6 separate regions of the Homo sapiens genome follow, and regions 1, 2, 3, 5 and 6 are each linked to region 4. The links are chromatin contacts, found by Hi-C or POLR2A ChIA-PET in ENCODE. All regions are on one chromosome and are shown on one strand. Each heading gives the region's core, a stretch centred on a gene start or an enhancer-like site at or near the end of the contact. The rest is flanking DNA. Distances are from core to core; before and after follow the strand shown. Region 1 holds the start of SLC9B2 (solute carrier family 9 member B2). Region 2 holds the start of DNAJB14 (DnaJ heat shock protein family (Hsp40) member B14). Region 3 holds the start of CISD2 (CDGSH iron sulfur domain 2). Region 4 has its middle 72 kb from the start of PPP3CA-DT. Region 5 holds the start of DDIT4L (DNA damage inducible transcript 4 like). Region 6 has its middle 96 kb from the start of DDIT4L-AS1.

Evidence for each region. A loop is a pair of places that touch in the nucleus more often than their neighbours do. ChIA-PET counts read pairs that join two places held with the same protein, here RNA polymerase II (POLR2A). Pooled maps may share reads with other maps.
Region 1: a map with no recorded cell type shows a loop between it and region 4 (10-fold over the local background). The contact joins the promoter of SLC9B2 here to the enhancer-like site in region 4. A Hi-C loop is called at or near these places in 2 of 37 single-sample maps with no recorded cell type and 3 of 50 pooled maps.
Region 2: a map of naive thymus-derived CD4-positive, alpha-beta T cell shows a loop between it and region 4 (8-fold over the local background). The contact joins the promoter of DNAJB14 here to the enhancer-like site in region 4. A Hi-C loop is called at or near these places in 1 of 168 maps with a recorded cell type or tissue (naive thymus-derived CD4-positive, alpha-beta T cell), 2 of 37 single-sample maps with no recorded cell type and 7 of 50 pooled maps.
Region 3: a loop to region 4 is called in a pooled map, with 8 times the contacts of the local background. The contact joins the promoter of CISD2 here to the enhancer-like site in region 4. A Hi-C loop is called at or near these places in 5 of 50 pooled maps. POLR2A ChIA-PET finds 5 or more read pairs at or near these places in 2 of 52 experiments (activated CD4-positive, alpha-beta T cell and activated naive CD4-positive, alpha-beta T cell).
Region 5: a loop to region 4 is called in a pooled map, with 2.4 times the contacts of the local background. The contact joins the promoter of DDIT4L here to the enhancer-like site in region 4. A Hi-C loop is called at or near these places in 3 of 37 single-sample maps with no recorded cell type and 2 of 50 pooled maps.
Region 6: a loop to region 4 is called in a map of naive thymus-derived CD4-positive, alpha-beta T cell, with 5 times the contacts of the local background. The contact joins two enhancer-like sites. A Hi-C loop is called at or near these places in 1 of 168 maps with a recorded cell type or tissue (naive thymus-derived CD4-positive, alpha-beta T cell), 2 of 37 single-sample maps with no recorded cell type and 10 of 50 pooled maps.

What each region holds. Positions count from the first base shown.
Region 1 is chr4:103,075,362-103,078,195 of GRCh38, reverse strand. It overlaps SLC9B2 (solute carrier family 9 member B2), which reads left to right and starts at 1,435. Exons shown (of 12, transcript NM_178833.7): 1 at 1,435-2,012. BDH2 (3-hydroxybutyrate dehydrogenase 2) reads left to right here. Exons shown (of 10, transcript NM_020139.4): 10 at 1-604. RefSeq lists an enhancer at 1,436-1,555 and a silencer at 1,666-1,775.
Region 2 is chr4:99,945,287-99,948,155 of GRCh38, reverse strand. DNAJB14 (DnaJ heat shock protein family (Hsp40) member B14) reads left to right here and starts at 1,538. Exons shown (of 8, transcript NM_001031723.4): 1 at 1,538-1,717. The coding sequence starts at 1,585. H2AZ1 (H2A.Z variant histone 1) reads left to right here. Exons shown (of 5, transcript NM_002106.4): 5 at 1-68. RefSeq lists a silencer at 1,275-1,934 and an enhancer at 2,105-2,154.
Region 3 is chr4:102,867,217-102,870,341 of GRCh38, reverse strand. It overlaps CISD2 (CDGSH iron sulfur domain 2), which reads right to left and starts at 1,350. Exons shown (of 3, transcript NM_001008388.5): 1 at 1,155-1,350. The coding sequence starts at 1,257. It also overlaps a transcript of UBE2D3 not described here. RefSeq lists silencers at 1,090-1,209, 1,240-1,529 and an enhancer at 1,760-1,899.
Region 4 is chr4:101,418,237-101,421,391 of GRCh38, reverse strand. No RefSeq gene overlaps it. Among named protein-coding and RNA genes, the nearest start is that of PPP3CA-DT, 72 kb to the right of the region's middle. Within about 2 kb of position 1,876, at least 3 of the 41 ENCODE cell types and tissues checked have a DNase peak (open chromatin) inside an H3K27ac peak, as active enhancers do.
Region 5 is chr4:100,188,526-100,191,732 of GRCh38, reverse strand. DDIT4L (DNA damage inducible transcript 4 like) reads left to right here and starts at 1,265. Exons shown (of 3, transcript NM_145244.4): 1 at 1,265-1,430; 2 at 1,701-1,840. The coding sequence starts at 1,750. It overlaps DDIT4L-AS1 (DDIT4L antisense RNA 1), which reads right to left and starts at 1,700. Exons shown (of 5, transcript NR_125924.1): 1 at 1,659-1,700.
Region 6 is chr4:100,092,069-100,095,307 of GRCh38, reverse strand. No RefSeq gene overlaps it. Among named protein-coding and RNA genes, the nearest start is that of DDIT4L-AS1, 96 kb to the left of the region's middle. Within about 2 kb of position 1,692, at least 7 of the 41 ENCODE cell types and tissues checked have a DNase peak (open chromatin) inside an H3K27ac peak, as active enhancers do.

The sequences.
Region 1 (2,834 bases), core at 186-2,685, 1.7 Mb before region 4:
TTAATTTAAGGGTTTTATGTTTGTTTTTTACTTGTTGCAACCTCAAATGACCAAATGGTATGATGCACACTGAGATACTCAATAAATGTGCAGTGATTCTTAGCCTTTTTTCCTAGAACTTTAATATTAACATGGAAAATTCTGAAATGGACAACAAAAAGATAACACTTTGTGTATGGGGAAGAATATCATGCAGTTGATGACGGTACATTAAAATTCACACAAAAGGACATTTTGACTAGCATTCAGAAAGAGTCCATTGATTATAAGATTATCTATGAGGTTTTGGACCGGGCACTACACTACCGAATTATGGCTAACTTTGGTTTGTGATCTAGACCAAGTCACCCAATCTATCTTGGATTTTAGTTTTCTGGTTTATGAAATTAAGGAGTTAAGCTAAATGACTTGGGTTTCTTTTCGTGTATCATAATCAAAATGCTGTAACTTCTCTAGTGAATTCATAGAACACTGACTCTTACAAGTATGTCATGAAATACTTTATGCTGTGAGCAGGTATACATGTATAATATATGTATAGCTATGAACAAATAAATTTTAAATAAATGCACAACGAATTCTACAAAATGGGCTCCAACATTAACAAATGATCTGAGTTAGTCTTTCTCACAGCCGACCATAAACTATAAAACATTTTTATAAACACTATCAGCAATAAAAACGAAGTAAAATCTAGCCAAAAAATTCAATGTTCTCCAAAGTCATGTTAATCAAATCAGGTGATATATTAATGAAGTACATATGACTAAAAGGAAAAATATATGTCATTCCTGTGGTAAGAGGAAGCTGAATGTCACTAGAAATTTTTACAAGCTTTAGGAGAGGAAGAGTTCCGTTTAGGAAAATAATCATTTCAGATGATCTGAAGAAGGGTATTGGATGGAACCTATCCAATAGGTTCATCACAAAAGAGGACCTGAGAGACAAGAATGAATGGTTTCTGACTGGTGGAGAAATTTGAGGATAATCTCCCTTGCTTGAAAAGCGGTGATTAAGATTGGCACTTGCTTACAGGAGTGAAAAACAGGTAAGGGGTGCGCGCGTCTTAACACACACAAGAGGAAATACAGAGAAAAGGAAGACACAAACATGAAATGAGAATTAAATGAAATAGAATCACACTGCTGATAGAAGGGTTAAAAATCTAAAATACAACAAGAAGGGCAGGTGTTAAGCGATAAAGGGGGGCAGAACAAGTCTTTTATCCGGCCATTTAATTGGTCACCTTAAGAAAGAATCCTATCTTCCCACCGCAGCTGAGAAGACACTTCTAAGAGGTACAGCTAAAAGGTGGAGGACTGATAGACAACTTAGAGGTTGGTTTCGGGAACGATAAAACAAGTAACGGGCTGCCCGGCCTGCGCCGCGGAGTCCCGAGGAGCCTGCGCTGTGCTCCTCTCGCGGTGTCTCGTCATCTCCGGGAAGACTCGGCGCCTGGGTCCGCGCTCTCTGGGTAAGCTTTCCGGGAAGCTTTCCCGGGAGCTCGCTGGTCCTGGCCCCAGAAGCCTGCGGACCCGCCCAGGGAGGATAAGCAGCTGAAAGACCGCGCGGTGCCGCTCCGAGGCCCCGGGACGTGGGCCCATGGTCGGCCTGGCGCCACCTTTCCGGGGGAAGCCACGCGCACCAGGCATCGCACGCGGCTCTGCACCCGCGCCGCCGGACCTGAAACCCGGCGGAGGGCACACGGGGCTGCCGCTGCGGGCCCCGGACCAACCCATGCTTACTCCGGAGCCTGTACCGGCGCCGACGGGTCGGACCTCCCTGCGCGGTGTCGCCCAGCGGGTTCGTGCGAAAGGCGGGGCCGACTACACGCGGTGCCGCGCCCTGAGACCGTTTATCTGCAGTCAACGCAGCCTCCCGGCTCAGCCTGGGAAGATGCGCGAATCGGGAACCCCAGAGCGCGGTGGCTAGACCGGGCTCCGCCGCCTCCCCCACAGCCCCTTTCCTAATCGTTCAGACGGAGCCTGGTCGACTTCGCCGGAGACTGCCAGGTGAGAGGCCCCAGAGACACTAAGGGTAAAAATAAACCCAGCGCCAGCGGCGGGTACCCTGTAGGCCTGCTGGACCGGAGACGCGAGCGAGGGGCCCAGCCTTTTCTGTTTGTACACCCGGTGACGGGCGCGTGTCTGTTTACTGTTGTAAGGTGTTGGCGTGGGTTTTCTTGCTTGCTTTTATTTTAGTTCTCAGATTAACCAGAGGGGGTGTTGCCTTTGTGGACTGGGTTAGCATCCTCGAGGTGCTAAGAATCATCGTATGCTATTGACTGAAGAATATAACCTTAAGACAGCAGTAGCTGCTGTAAGAGATAAAGTAAAACATCTCAGTAACTAAACATAGTTCAGGCTTATTTCTCGTTCATGTCAAGTCCATTCACGTGTTCAGCTGTTGGCCTTCTACTCAATTATTCAGGAACCCAAACTCCTTTTATATTATGGCTTTGCTATCCCCTAAGACCTTGGAGTCCTTAGTTTCCAGGCAACGGACAGAAAAAGAAAAGCTACTAGAGGATTGCATGAGGATTGTTTCTTATGGGTGAGGACTGGAAATCACATACTATTTATGTCCACATGCCATTGACCAGACTTCAGTCACATGCCACACTGACCTGCAAGGGAGACTGGAAATGTACTATGGACCCAGGCAGAAGAGTAAACGATTTTGGTAAACACATATCAGTCTCTGACCATCCCTTAAAGGGCAGACTGCATCTTAGTCATCTTTGTTACTCTTGTGCCTATCACACCAGAGAAACTTGTTAAGGCTTTGTGAGGCCGAGGTGGGCATATCACCTGAGGTCAGGAGTTCGAGACCAG
Region 2 (2,869 bases), core at 289-2,788, 1.5 Mb after region 4:
AACATTTGGTTTTGTACAGACATTATTTCCACTCTGGTGGATAAGTTCAATAAAGGTCATATCCCAAACTAGTTGTGTATTAAATTTGCTTGGTTGTAATAGGAACTTGTTTTGAGTATCTCATCTAGCAGCAATAACTAAGCACATTTCTTTGTGACTGAACTGTCAAATCTGTAGATCAACAAAGTGAGATAGCCCAAGTATATTTTTTTAATGTTATATGAGCTACTAAAGTTTTAATTTAAAAAGTTGGCAGGAGCTGGAGTGGGATTGTCAGTTTCTTAGGCTAAGTGTGACCATTTCAGTTTGTACATTGGCTTCGCTTGCTGTGTGACAGCACTGCACTAGTATGCTGTTAGCATGGTGGACTTGGGGAGGGAGAGAATAGGTAGGAATGTCCTGTATATCCACAGAATGAACTCCGAATTTAAACTTTAAAGATAATAGTGCTACGTGCCAGGCCCTGCTTTGAAGTCTGAAGTTGTTAAGTACTCAGTAACATCATTGGGGATATACTATCTCCATTTTATCGAAGAGAAGCAGGGTTTCTTATTTGAAAGTACCGAGTTATGGTAGTTAGCAGAATTAACAGCTTGGCTCACAGCATTATGTAAAAATTGTTACCTTGTGGTTGGGTTGAGCAGGTCATTTTGACAGTTTGTCATGTTTTTTTTTAAAAAATTTGCACATAGCAAACATTCCCCCCACCCCCACCGCGAAGACTAACAAGACACGGTACTTCCAAGTGGTAATGTTATCCAAATGGGACGGAAAAGGTGAAATCAAAAGTTTGCTTTCGTTAGGGCAGCCCCTGAGGGGCTGATTCCTGCCTTGTTTTGGCTACACAGGATTAAGGTCGATCTGCACCACTCGTTGCAAGCTACAAATTAAACTGCTTTGTACTTTGGATAGCCAGACATCCGGGTCAGAAAAAATGTAGCTGAAATAAGGCTGCCATACAAGCCCTAAGATTAGGTTCAAACGACGCTCTAACGTGTCCCGGAAGTGCTGAGACTGGACTGACACCTTGGTCCTCACCTGACCGCATCCTCCCTCGCTTGAGGGGCCCAGAGGCGGAACCTCCAAGTCCTGGCAATTTTACTGAAAACGAGTGTCCCCTTCCCGGACCCTGTCCTCCTGGCCTGAGCTGCGAGGGCCTCGCCTGGAGGTCACAGGGCACGGCGCTACCAATGCCGGCAATCGGGTCCCGGGCGGAACCCCTCCCCGCGATGGGCAGCCCGGCTGCTATCGTCCGCCTCCCGGGCAGGTCCGCTTCGAGCCTGCTGGCGCCGTGCGCGGACCACCGAGTCAGCTCGGACGCCCCGGCCCAGGAGGTTGGTCCTGGGCCGGGACGGATGCGGATCGCGCCCTAGGGGCCCGCGGGGGGCGGGGAGGCCGCCGTGAGGAGGCGGAGCTGCGAGGCCCGCCCGTCCGCCCGGGCCGTCGCAGCCGCTGCCGCGGTCCCCTGCGCTCCTCCCCGCTGCCGCCGCACGCCCCCAGCCGGTCCCGCCTCGCCTCCTCCGCGGCGGCGGCTTCCGCCCTTCTTAGCTGCGCTGCCGGAGGAAACGGAAGAAGGAGCAAGCTATGGAGGGGAACAGGGATGAGGCTGAGAAATGTGTCGAGATCGCCCGGGAGGCCCTGAACGCCGGCAACCGCGAGAAGGCCCAGCGCTTCCTGCAGAAGGCCGAGAAGCTCTACCCACTGCCCTCGGCCCGCGGTGAGACCTCAGCGTCCCTTCTCTTCCTGCCCAATCCCCAGACCACCGCGTAGCCCGCCCCTGCCCCCACCTCGGCCCCTCCTGGAGGCCTGCGGGGCCCCCGGCCTGTCTGAGCCAGCCCCAGCCCCAGGCCCGGTGGGGAGCATCCCGACACACCCCCGCCCTGGCCCCAGCCCCGGCTCCGGGCTGGGGCTCGGGGAATGCTGCGCGAGGTTCCTCTGCACCCGCCTGCCCGCCGGCTCCGCGTTCCGCTGTCCTAAATGTCCGGGTTTCATTCTCCCTGGAGGAGACTTGTCTGGTCCCGTCTTACCACAGTGAGGCTTTATTTGTATCTGTGTTGTTTATGTGGCCCCCTCCCTCCCCATTCTCAGTCCTACATAAGGCCTAGGCCCCTATCGAAGTGAGAGGAATGGTGTACTCTAGTGGCTAATCTCAGATTCCATGTTTCTGAGATCTGTAGAAAACTGTTCCCAAAGCAAACATCGAATACCTGAGATGACATTGCTTTTCCCTGGGAGAGAGTTCCTTTAAAAGAGAAGAGCACACTTTCGGCAAGAATGGTCAAGAGTCAGTAATGATTGCTGAAGAGTATCTGATTTGATAACACCATGATTATCGACGAACCAAATCTCTGAGGAATATGGTACTGGGTTTCCTTTAGTTGAAGTCAGCTTATTTATTTTCCTACTCGATAGGCTTCGGAGTAATAATAGCCAACATTTATTGAGCACAAAGTGCCAATAGTTGTGCCCAACATTTTGCATGGATTATTTCATTTATTCCTCAGAACAATTCTGTGTAGAGGTGCAGGATTCATTTGACCAGGTTTACCCACGTGGAAACAGACTTTCTGATAATTAATGAATGAATTAGCGAATGAATGAAAGTATCTTACCCAAGGTCACACAACAATTAGTAGCAAAGTCAGAATAGTAGCTGAACTTTCAGACTCGAAAAGGCCTTTAACCGCTACACTGTTGCCTTGCCATTAGTATTTCCAGGTTAAGAAGAAAGTTATCGATAGATTCAATTAATTGTAGAAAATTATTAATGAAAATATGGGGCCACTTGTTTTGTTGTCTCTTAAATTTTTTTCTCTACGTCGTTGAAGCCCTGTGCTCTTTGCTTTTCTCTCTATCCTTTCCATTACAT
Region 3 (3,125 bases), core at 101-2,600, 1.4 Mb before region 4:
TTTGGGGAAAGCATTCTTTAATTTAAAAAAAAATCTTCCTTAGACTGAAATTCACCTCCCAATAACCTTCACTAATTTGGTTAATTTGTTATCAGTTCTATATTTTAGTCTACACAAATCTTATTTTTCTTCTACCAGACAGCTGTGCGATTGCTGTATTTTAGGTCAGGTACTACAGATCTTTAGAACGTTCCCGGCGAAGCAACCCTATTTACCTCAGAATTATCTTAATTCATGTTTGCACTCCCTGATAACCTAGGACATAGGAGTTCAATACTTGCTGATTCCTTCACCATCCTACTCGGTCTGAGTTCCGTTTAGAAATATCCCCCTTACAATGAAATGCTCATAACTCAACACAATCTCCCAAGTGTTGACTGCATTCTGGAGATTTTCATCCTTTAGATGTGAAATCCTCATGAGTTGTGTGGGTTAAGTGAGGGTCCTTAAGTATAGAACGTTACATATATTCACTAAATTTCATTTTCTAAGATTTCACTCCTCATACCGGCCTTCGAATACTTTCTTGGGTAAGGTATCTTTCTTCCAACTTAAGTTACCGCAGCGGGCCCCGGGACCGTAGAAACGGAGATGACCTCAAATGCCACCTATGATAGGTCAATTCTAACCTGAGGGAATGGAGGTTATCTCCTAATTTCGTTACTAAATAAAACGGTCATATACGTGTTACGTGTAAGTCTATATTTCTCTCCCACACACTCCCACCCACATGCTGAGGGTACAACCCAGCCGGTAGCTGGGGCTGCCTGTTACATGAGGCCTTAGATAACGACGACTTAGCCCGCTTTAAAATAAACAAGTACGCTACAGAGAGCGATGAGCAGGACAGGAGATGAAAGAGACTGGCCTGTTCCCAACTCAGCACCTTCTCTGCAAAAACCTGGTATCTTGCCACGGAATGACACCGGAGACAACTCCGAGGACAAAAGACCCTGGGGCATCAAGCACCCGGAGACTGCCTCACAGGCGTTCCCCAGGCAGCTGCGTCGGCGCGCGCCCACCTTCCTCTGCGCGCGGGGATCACGTGCCAGGCGCCGAGCTCCGTCCCGCCCCTTGGCCCTAGGATTTTTACGCCTCCTTCCCCCGCTTGGCGAACGTGCAAGGATGGGGACTGGCTGATGGGGGAGGATTACCTGTGAGCCTAGCGAACCCGGTAATGCTTTCAGGGACTGGGAGCCGCTTCAGATATGCAGGGAGCTGCACCTTCACGATACGGGCCACGCTCTCCAGCACCATCCTGGCCAGCGGCGTCCACTCCTCTCCCGAGCCCCCTCCGCTCTGGCCAAGCTGCCGCGCCTGCGCCGGGAGCGGAAGCGGCCGGCGGGCACTGGCGGCCTCGGCCTGGGCGGCGGGCGGGGCGGCGGGCCCTGGGAGGAGAGGTGACCTGCCGGGCGCCGATTGGCGGCGGGCGAGTGACGTACGCTCGCGGCGGACTGCCGAGGCGCGGGAACTGGCGGGTAGCGAGGCCCTCCTCGGAATCTCGTGTGAAGGTGGCCCTCCTCTTGGGCCTTTAACGTCTGTAGATGCTGGAGACCAGCAGAAAGGATACTGTGTGCGATGAGATAAGCATGTGAGAATGCTTTCTAACCGAAAGTGCCTTTCAAAAGTGAGTCTCTTGCTGTCTCTACTTCGTCCCCTCTCGCCCCGCCTCTTCCCCTACAGTTTGGGTGCTGTGGCCCTAGGGTTGCATACTCGCCCATGAGTATCCTCCCCCTACCCAGACCCCAGTGCCTAATTTTACTCCTTCACCCAAAGGCCAGGCTTAAAAAAATAAAAATTAAAATATTTTAACTAAACCAGGAACTGTTTACATCTCTGCCCCTTGGCAACTTAACTGCAGCCCTAGCTCCAAAAACCTCTGGTTTTTGCCACTCAGAGAAGATTCGTAGTAGTCCTTCCTTAGATATTTTCAGTTCCTTTTCCTTCGGGAAAGTGGTAAAAGAATCCAAAGCTGGCCGGGCGCGGTGGCTCACGTCTGTAATCCCAGCACTTAGGGAGGCCGAGGCGGGTGGATCACGAGGTCAGGAGTTCGAGGCCAGCCAGGTCAAGATGGTGAAACCCCGTCTCTACTAAAAATAGAAAAATTAGCCGGGCGCGGTGGCAGGTGCCTGTCCCAGCTACTCGGGAGACTGAGGCAGGAGAATCGCTTGAACCAGGGAGGCGGAGGTTGCAGTGAGCCGAGAATGTGCCACTGCACTCTAGCCTGGGAGACAGAGCAAGACTCCGTCACAAAAAAAAAAAAAAAAAAGAATCTAAAGCCTTATGTATGGTTTTCTTTATGTTACAAGGCTTCTGCTGAAGTCTAGCGCAGGGGGTCCTTATGGCTTCCCTAGGCCACACTGGAAGAAGAATTGTCTTGGGCCACACATAAATACACTAACACTAATGGTAGCTAATGAGCTAAAAAAAAATTTTTTTTCATAAAGTTTTAAGAAAGTTTACAGATTTGCATTGAGTGGCATTCAAAGCCATCCTGTTGGGCAAGCTTGATCTTGAAGGTTTTAATTTTGTTGTTGTTGTTGTTGTTACAAGGTTTCGCTCTATCGCCCAGGCTGTAGTGCAGTGGTCAGATCATAGCTCACCGCAGACTCTAACTCCGGCTTAAGGGATCCTTCTGCCTCAGCCTTCCAAGTAGCTGGGTTTACAGGCGTGTGCTGCCACACCCAACGAATTTTAAAAATTTTTGTGTGTATGTAGATGGAGTCCCATTATATCGCCCAGGCTGGATAGTTGTTTTTATTAATATCTCTAAAAGATTTGAAGGGTAAGAGGAGAAAATTTCACTCCCTTGAAATAACTTTCTTGCTATGACTTTGTTTCATATTTTGGCTGAAGTCAAAATGTCCGAAGTTGTGCACTTGCTGATTGGATAATGTGTGTGATATCTTAATAATATGCCTCATTATTTACAGTTCTACACTTAACAACATATAATAACGAACTGCTAATGGTCCAGTATTTCATTGTGTATGACAGTGTAACAGCCAGTTATAATAAATACTTTCCATTTTTCCCCTTGGTATTTTTATTTTACAGTGAGAAAAGGAAGGAATTTTTTAAAGCAATCTTTCATTCTCTGGACTGTATAAATTTAGTGTTTGTGA
Region 4 (3,155 bases), core at 627-3,126:
TGTGCTATATGTATAAAATACATACTGAATTTCAAAACAATACAAAGAATCTAAAATCTCATTAATAATTTTTATAACGATTGATCATAAGTTGAAATAATATTTTGGATAGCTGCATTCGATCAAATATTTAATATTTACAGTATTATAAAATCAATTTCATCTGTCTCTTTTCACGTTTTAATGTAAATACTGAAAAATTTTAAATTCTATATGTCTCACGTTGTATTTCTGTAGGGCAGCACTGCCATAAAACCATAGTAGAGTTCACAATCTGGTACTCTGTAAGATGAATACTGCTCATGGAAGTATTTTGTTTATCTTTTGCAATATTTTTTAAATTTAAACTTAATTGCCAATTTTGAAAAAATCATCAATATTTTAATTAAACTTAGATTTTATAGAATTATTTAATTTTACTTTTCTTGGAAATCCAAGAGATCAGGCATTTCTTGGGCTGTTTTAATACATGGCACCAATTGTTTGGAGTGGAAGAGCTGCTGACTCATTTTTAGACCAGATTTTCCACTTTACCATGGTCCCCAGCATTTCCTAATGCTAGTTTTTACTCACTTCAACATCTGCATTTAGCTGTTACCTACTTAAGTACTACAGACTTTTGAATTTGTAAGCCCTTCCCTTTAATATTTTAGCATTCAACTTAAAAATGAATAGAAGATTGTTGCTTTGTTTTGGGGATAGAAAAAGTAGATTTTAGTGATACAGACAGTCCCTGACTTAACAATAGTTCAAATTAACAGCTTTTCAACTTTAGGATGGTGAAAAAGCTATATGCATTCACTAGAAACCTTACTTCAAATTTTGAATTTTGATCTTTTCCTGGACTAGCAATATATCCTAAGATACTCTCACAATACTGGACAGCAATAGAGAGCCACAGTTCCCTGTCAGTCACAGGATTAGGAGGGTAAACAACTGATACTCTTCAGCGTACTGTGTTGCCAGATGATTTTGCCCAACTGCAGGCTAATATAAGTGTTTAGAGCATGTTTAAGGTAGGCTGAGCTATGAGGTAGGCGAGCTGTGATATTTTTCGGTTAGATGTATTAAATGCACCTTCAACTTAAAGATATTTTCAACATACAATGGGTTTATTGGGAGGTTAATTCCATTGTAAGTCAAGGAGCATCTGTATATTATTCCACTGGCCCATTTCTGACTCAGGTGTTAAAAAGTAGAAATCTAAATTGGCATGTGGAGAAAACACATGTACAAATAATTGTTGCCAATTAAATTAGTTGGTTAAATGAATTAGAAGAGGTTTCTCACTCACTTGCTGAAACAGAGGATTTTGTTCAAAATGTGTATGAGGATCCCACATCCTGAGATCAATTGGAAGTAGTGATGCCTGTGTTAACTAGAAGAGAATTCAAGAGTAAGTGGTTTGTTAATTCTTGAAGAGAAACCAAATGGCAGCCCCCCGCAAGCCTTAGAAACAAAAGTCAAAGGAAGCTACAAAGCAGAACAAACAAAGAAACTTTAGGGAGGTGGTGCCCAAAATCAGAGACGCCTTCATTCCCCTTTGATAATCAGTGTATAATGTGGCCACCAGTGGAGACCTAATACTACCAAATATACTGGCATTTACAATTACTTATTCAAGATAATAGTCCTTTATATACTCTGTCCTTCTCAGCATTAGATTCTCCTAATTACCAGTTGGCCATTTAGAGAGCTGGTCTTTCAAAAAAGGCACAATTGCACGTTGTTTTTTAGCTCAGCACTCTTCCTGACAGAATTATTGAGGAAGCATTATGCAAATCTATTGTTTACCAAAGCCATAAAACCATCTGGTCCTAGAGGTTCATTTTTTGTAGCTGACTTCTGGAAACCAGCGTGGGTTTAACTTCCTCTGTCCTTCCTATTCTAGCTGCCAAGCCACTGTTGACAAAACACAGGTGTTTTAAGTTACTCATTTTTGACTGGGCTTTTTATCGAGACCCTTGTTTTACTTAACTTTGTTCTAGTTTCTGTAAGATCACTTTATCTTCAGGATTTCCATGACTCAGTCAGTTTCTATACTTTCATATAGGCTTCATTTGAAAACCTTCTGAGTATTTCCAAATGTAGTCAAATACAAAGCGCGTTTGTAGGAAGCCATAAAAATGACCTGGGTAATATAACCAGGGGACATGGCCATAACATTCAGATGGCAGCATCTAGGTTTCCAAAATCAGCTCATGCTCCTACTTATACATCCATACATTTTGAATAACAGTTACCAGGAAATCTAAGATTTTGTTGCTGTTGAGTAGGTTGAATAAGTGAATTTAATTTTCAAGATCACTACATAAAATTATGCTCTTTAATTTTCTTTAATATGTGATTTTTGGATACTTCTTTTAACATATCACTGTTCTTTAATATATCACTATTATTCCAAATCACAGCAAATTCTGCCCTTACTTAGGGTGTGGAATTATATTTCCGCCAACAGAATTTCTCCAATATGATCTCCAGAAGGTGAAGTATATCATAGCTATCATAGCATAGAAGCTGAATGATGTCACTTTTAGGCACTAAATACCCTAATGGAGGGCAGCTGTCAGTTTCCAGCAGTTGGGGATGCCCTCTAATCTTCATACAATCTATATAACCATGAGCAGGAAGCAAAGGGAAGTTGTTTCAGTGATGTACACAAGTAAAGAGGTACATGCTACAATATTTTCTATGACATAAAATGTTACCAACACCTAAGGGCTTTTAAGACCATTGTAAACAATGTCAGATTCACTGCATTGTCCAAGTACTAGTAGAATAGATTGAACTTTCTGTGTGTCTGGATAGTTGCAAGTTAGACCAGAGAAGGAATTCTGGTGGCTTTTTGAGATAACAAAGACAGACAATTTTTAATATAGCATTAATACCCGTTATTTGATTATGATCTTTTTCACGAGTCCCCCTGTTTTACCATTTTGGCTAAATGAGCTCAGTTATTTGAAATCCCTAATGCCTAGTATTTTCTTAAATTGTATAACCTGTGTTATATACTAAGCTTATTATGAGTTGCTGACTTAAAAAGGGAGTAGGAGAGCAATACAAAGATGTGAACTTTGGTTAAAGTCAGAATCTTAGGAGTTGCCATTAGCTAAAAAAAGAAATAGTGGGAGGAGGATGTGGCTCTTTGCTCAAAG
Region 5 (3,207 bases), core at 16-2,515, 1.2 Mb after region 4:
GTTGTTTTTCTAAGAGTTTTATGCCAGGACAGCTGAAACTGCCTTTCAAGGTTCTAACCTGCAAATCCTTCTACACATAATCCTAGAGGGCCTGGGAGCCAACACTGGGATCTCTACTGTAGGAACAACCTTCTCCCTCCAGGCATCCCCTAACGCACCCCAAGCTGACTCTCTGAACAGATCATCTCCTACTGGCACACCAAAGCGAGAAAACCGTGGCTTAATAACTTTGGAAGAAAAAAATCAGGTTTGGCTTCTTGCTCATGGGCTATGCGGGCATGTTGCCTCTTTCCAGGGCTCCTCTGCCTCTCTGTGTGTTCCTGTGCAGGACCGCACGGAGCCCTCACAGGGATTATCTGCTGATCCCCAGCAGAATATAAAACTCTTTATCTTCAGTCTCTGAAACCTCTTCAAAATATCCCAAACCAAAGATCCTCCCAACAGGGCTCGCCAGAAACTTCTGCCTCCGGAAATGACAGTTGCTCTCGATGCACGGATAGAGGAGTACCTAAGATCCTACTAATGGTATTGTGTGTTTCTTGGCAAACTCCCGCTCAATTCAAGCTCCCCGCGCTCTGGGGCAAGGTCTAATTAGAAGAGTGCCAGGCTCACCCTTCCTGCGAAGAAAACGCATTAGCCACAGATGTAAGTGCACGAAGAATGCCAGGGAGCCACGGAGTGCGTGGGGTCATTAAGGCCCTTCTTAAAATGCTGGCGAGCCTTCGATGCGGGAAAGGAAAACTAGATCTGACCGCTTGCAGCAGAGGAGGATACAGAAACCCTGGGAGGCAGAGTAGAGTTGACTGGGTTAGAGGCCAGAAATAAGTGCATAAATGATGCTCAGTGGACGTTGCAACAGATTTAAGCCAAGTGTTCAGGATGACACAGCAAAGCCCCAGGACAAGGAAATGCACAGATCGCTTAAAGCTTCCCGCTGCCGGGAGCAGCCTGAGTGTGAAAGCGCGGACGCTCGGGGAGGGGTCGCACTGAACAATCAGGTTCAGGCTTTGACGAGTCGTGCACCCGGAATTGCGGTCCCAGTGGCCCGAGATCTACCCTGGAAGCAACAGGTGTCCGCTCTACCACAGGCTTATCCTCAACTCCCTGTGGCTAGGCTCGGGCTCCCTGGAAGTGTAGAGGTTGAAAGGGGACCAGACTCTGGAGGGGAGGGGCGGGGCGCTGGCCGGGGAGGGGCGGTGCAGGTGGGCGGGCCTGAGCAGGGTGGGGACTGGACCTATAAAGTTCTCGCTGCCCCGGAGGCTATGCTACTGCGAGGAGCCGGCGCAGGGTGGCCCGGGAGGGGTGAGCAGGGTGCCGCTGGCTGCTGGGGTCTGCAGGTCACCGAGTCCCCAGGAGAGGGGACTCCTAAGAAGCCACCTGCCTGTGTTTACCCGGCAGCGAGCGCGCAGGCCCCCGCGAACTCCTGGCAGGTGAGCGAAGCTGCGGCCTTGGTGGGGGCAGCGGGGCCGGGGGGCGCTCCGCGGGGCAGGTCGCTTCCAAGTTTTGCGAACTGTTGAGTTAGTTTCAGGTTGCGGCTCCGCTCCCAGGGCTTTGTCAAATTGAGTTGCAGAGGCCGGTTCCACCCCTTTGGCAAAGGAGTTCCTCCGCTAGTTCGCTCCCGGGACGCCGGGCATTTTAGGAGCCTCTGCACGACTCGCCTGCTTTTGCAAATCCGTCTCTTCTCGCCTCATTTTTTCCAGCGCTCAGGAAAGGCCGTTGCGCCTCGCGAAGGAAACAGAGCCGTTGACCATGGTTGCAACTGGCAGTTTGAGCAGCAAGAACCCGGCCAGCATTTCAGAATTGCTGGACTGTGGCTATCACCCAGAGAGCCTGCTAAGTGGTGAGTGTCCCCGCTGTCCACCCTTCTCCCCTCCCAAGGTCGGTGCCTCTGGATCTATTGGGTGGGCGGGCTTTCGACTTCCTCCCCTACCTCTATGTAGGAGGTGCCACAAAATCCATCTGAGGAGACTCCTTTCCAAATTTTCTAACATCTTCTCTCCATGATAGAAACAAAAGTAGCAAAAGTAGAATACCCGAGGGCTGCATCTTTCTAGTCTGGTGCCAGTAGGCCCCTTGGGATTAAGTTCCTTATCTTACATGATTGTGAAGAACACAGTTATGTGTGTTTTAGCAAATGTATTTACCCTGTAATCAATATCGCCCCTCCCCCTGAATTCCGACGCACCTATTTGCCAGGTATTCCTCACTCTCCCCTGACTCCAGGGAACTACTGATCTGATTTTTATCATTCCAAGTTAGTTTTGCCTTTAGGTAAGTGGAACCATACAGTAGGTATTCTTTTGTGTCTGGTTTCTTTCCCGCAGCCTAATGTTTTTGAGATTCTTTTATGTCCGTTGCTTAAATCAGTGTGTTCGTGTTTATTGTTTATTACTGAGTAGGATTTTCAGTCGTGGATATATCCATTATTCCATTTTTAATGTGAGAAGGAAACTGTTGAACAGCAGCGGTGCTTGACTTGCTGTCATTTGGAATTTTAACAGCAGTTTCTAGGTGAACACACTGCTCTGACACTAAAGAGCTGTAAGAGCATAGATAAACTGCTTAAGCTCTTCGTGTTTTTCTCCTTTCAAGGTGAAGTGGTTGATGACCTAATTTACAGGCCAGAACTCCAAACTTACACGAAGTGGAGAGGAAAAGCCAGTGGCTGATGAAGGTGGAGTAGGCTTAGAGAGAGGAGCTGGGAGGGCATCTGCCTGCACCTTGTTCATTTGACTCCGTGTGGTGTGGCATCCTGCCAAGGGGTAGGATTAATTTGAGGTGTAGGTGACCAAATGCAGAGCTATCTCTTTTCCTTTGAGCCCAGCTAATTTTATTTCCCTAGGACTATTTTGTTTTGCTTGGCTAAGAAAAACCACCCAGCCGGTTACAAATATCCTCATGAACCTCAAAGGTCTTCTCTGCACAATTTTTAATTAAAGAGGCTAAAGCTAAAATTGGGACCTACAGGCCACTCCAGTAAAGACTTAAAGACACAAATTTGATAGATCTTTAATATAACTCTTAAAGCTTTAATACAACTCTTCAAACATAATAGTAAAAATTCTTTATTTTACAATACATGTATTCCTACAGTTAGAAAGTAACAACCCCTTAGTCCAAAAAACAAAGTTATAACTTTTTATTCCAGAAGTAATGCATGTTTTCTGTAAAACAAAATTAGAAAACCCCCATAAGCAAGTAGGAGAA
Region 6 (3,239 bases), core at 443-2,942, 1.3 Mb after region 4:
TCCTACGTTGACCATGGTTAAGGTTTTAGTCATGCGCAAGTGACTTAAAATTACATAATATGTATTTTGGCAATCCATCCTTGCTGTAGTTCAGCTCCCTGAATTTCAGAAGAAATGGGCCACTTAATAAGCCTCATCCAAGGGACTTCAGAGTCATTTCACCTTCATAAATCCTTGGAATTTCTACATGATAAAACTAGATTATGCAGAAGGTGTAATACATGAGGATGAGGCATATTTCCAGCAAATACGTAAGCACTGGGAGACTAATAATAGCCAAACACCTTACTCTACTAACAATTAGGAGGAATATAAGAAGAGGGTGCTTTGGTGTTTGAAGCGTCTAAGCCTTGGTTTCTTATTTTACACTTTCGTTTGGAGGGCAGATTGTTTTGAGTCAACATAAAGTGACTTCAGCTGAAGGGAGACTGGGATGTTCACAGTGGGCCTATAAACATTTTTAAAAACATCATTCAACGTTGATTCTGCCTTCACGGAGAGCCTACACTACACCAGGCACTGGGTTGGGCACTGTGACAGGGCTGATTCAAATAAACCCTTATGATATTTCCCTGTTGCTAAACTTCCAGAGTATTGACTGGCAATTTTTGGCCAACCTTCAAGCCTGATACATTCTTCTTTATTTGTCAATCTACCCTTTTGGTAATGTGGTAAAGAATCAAGTGTTTCTCTTCAGCAGCAATTCATCAGATAATTGCTCACTTTATTTAGTTGATGTGGACACAGCCAATCTATGTCATTCTGGTCAAAATAATACATTTGCCCTAACATTAGTGTTTTTTGTTTGTTTGTTTGTTTTTACTCTGAATTAAGCACATGAGGCCCTCAACAGAACCTGCATTAGACATAGCACCTGGTGGACAAAATATCCCTAATAAGCATTTGCTTGATTACATTCAGGCTTTAATTTTATTATCTAGAAAAGTGCTATTTCACCTTTATAGGTTTGGATTTGGTTATGTACTTTAAAAGCTTCAGGTAAAACAATGAGTAGATTCCTTTGTGAGAGCCCTCACAGTAAAACCAGAAGGCTGAAGGATACTGAGAGCATAGCCTGGATTGCGGATCCTAATTGACCAGTGCTGTGGTCTTACCTGGGTCATTTATCAGCTGTAAACAGTAGGCAAATTGTTTAATCTGAATGTCTCCTTCCTAATATTAGCATTTAGAACAATAATTCCAACTGGATGAGGTTATTTTTGAGATTTAATAATATAATAAATGTAAAGCCCATGGCATATATCAGACTTTTAATACATGTTTATTTCCTTTTTTCCCTCTCTCCTAGCAAAAATTTAACTTTGTCTTGAAGCTTGCCAAATAAGAAGGCCCCCAAAGTTGCTTGCTCTTGCAAGGATTACAGACTCTCATATTCACTCAAGTACTTAAGAAGTGTCAGGCACATTCCAAACTCCAAAGGAAATTAAATGCTGTTCCCCTGCCACCCACTCTGTCCCCCAGGGACCCCAAGCACATTAAAATAACATTAAGGCAATGATTTAAGCTGAAAATTGGGCTGCCAGGGAAAGCACCAGGCCCCAGTTCTCAGAAGCTTAGCTATACCTATGGGCACAACAGGGTGGCTCCCCTGGCTGGCTGACGTCAGAGCTTAAAGTTGTTTTTACCCCTGGCATTTGTGGGAAGGAAAGGGAGGGGTGAGGAGCGCGGGTGCCTCTTGTTCATTAAAAAAGCCTTCTGGGGACCCCTAGTGGCCACCAGCTATCATAGGTTTCTCTGCCAAAAGAAATCATGAGGCCTCAGGAAAACTACCTGGGGCTTCAATTGTATTTGTCTTCGTTCTCTCCTCAGTGATCCAAGTTTTTTCTCGGAAGTTAGTGGTTAAAAGGTAACCACTTTGTAACAGGCCTGTACAGCTCTCAAGTTTAGAAATTGGAGTTACGGGTGGCATAGACATCAAAATGATGGCATCAAATTGAAGGAGAGCTCTGAAATCCTCTTTTAATCCTCACCAGGAAAGCAGAAGGCAGAGCAAGCAGGCTGAAGACTGACAGAGAAGCATTTGCATGTCCTCCATGAGCCCTGATTTTCATGGGAACAGCTGTCTCAGTGACTGCATACAAGGTCCCACTTCTTAGATCTGTTCCCGGAGACGCAAGAGAAGAAGTAGAATAATAAGTCAAGGCTGTCCTGCTCATAAACAAATGTCAGACTCTTGTAGCTGGTGTGTTTCTGCTTCCTGAGTCTTTATTTCCCAAACCCCAGTGAACATAAGCAATAAAGCTATATCATGCTGGGGAATAAATAATAAATGATTCAGCCTCGACTCCAGGCATGTGTGGAGAATAGATATGGACCCAGCAAGGATTTATATACACAAAGCACCACGACACTCCTGGTGAGAAACTTTTCCTTTCGGGGAGAAACTGAGAAAACACAAGTTTGTTTCAAAGTGGAACAGGGGGTGATTTTGGAAACAACATAGTGTTAGTCATTCAGATTAATCTTCAATTCAGCCCTCCAAGCCTCAGTTCTTTCCTCGCAATGATGAGGCCCAAAGCTAACTCCTCTTTCGGCAATTAAAGAAGAGAGTGCAACACCACACTTAACATCCACTAACAGATGAGGTACCAGAAGCTTCAGCGTAGCCTAGAGACAGCACACTAGGCATAGCTATTAAGGACCCACCTTCAGAAATTTGCAATCTTGTGTTGTTAAATTAAATAAGCAGGAGACCATTGGCCTGGGACTGTCTCATATTTTGAGGTCCTACATAACAAACCACAACCTAATCTAGTACATAAACAAGCCAAAACCTAACTTAGGAGTATATTTTCTTCTTGCGAGTAGCCAAGTTTCAACCAATCACAAACAGCTGACCATCAAGCCAATCACAGGGAGCCAACTGATCAGATCATGCTCAAATAAGGCAGATGCCTCAACACGCCGTGGCCCAAAAAGGCAAATGCCTAGCCGAAGCCAATCAGATGATTTTTTTTCTATTTTTCTTCTGTGTTCATCCTATAAAAGCTTACTGCTTACACTGCTGGGTGGAGCTCTTAAAACCTCTTCCGGTTCTGAGTATTGCTCAATTCACGAGTTGTTCTTTGATCAAATAAAGTCTGTTAAACGAATTTGTCTAAAATTCTTCTATAACAATATCTCTGGCTTTCTTGCTGACTGTCCTGCCTTAGTGGTCACTGGAGGTAGAGCTATCACTTGCGGCATTAGCTGCGACAGGAAACATCACCCCAGGCAGC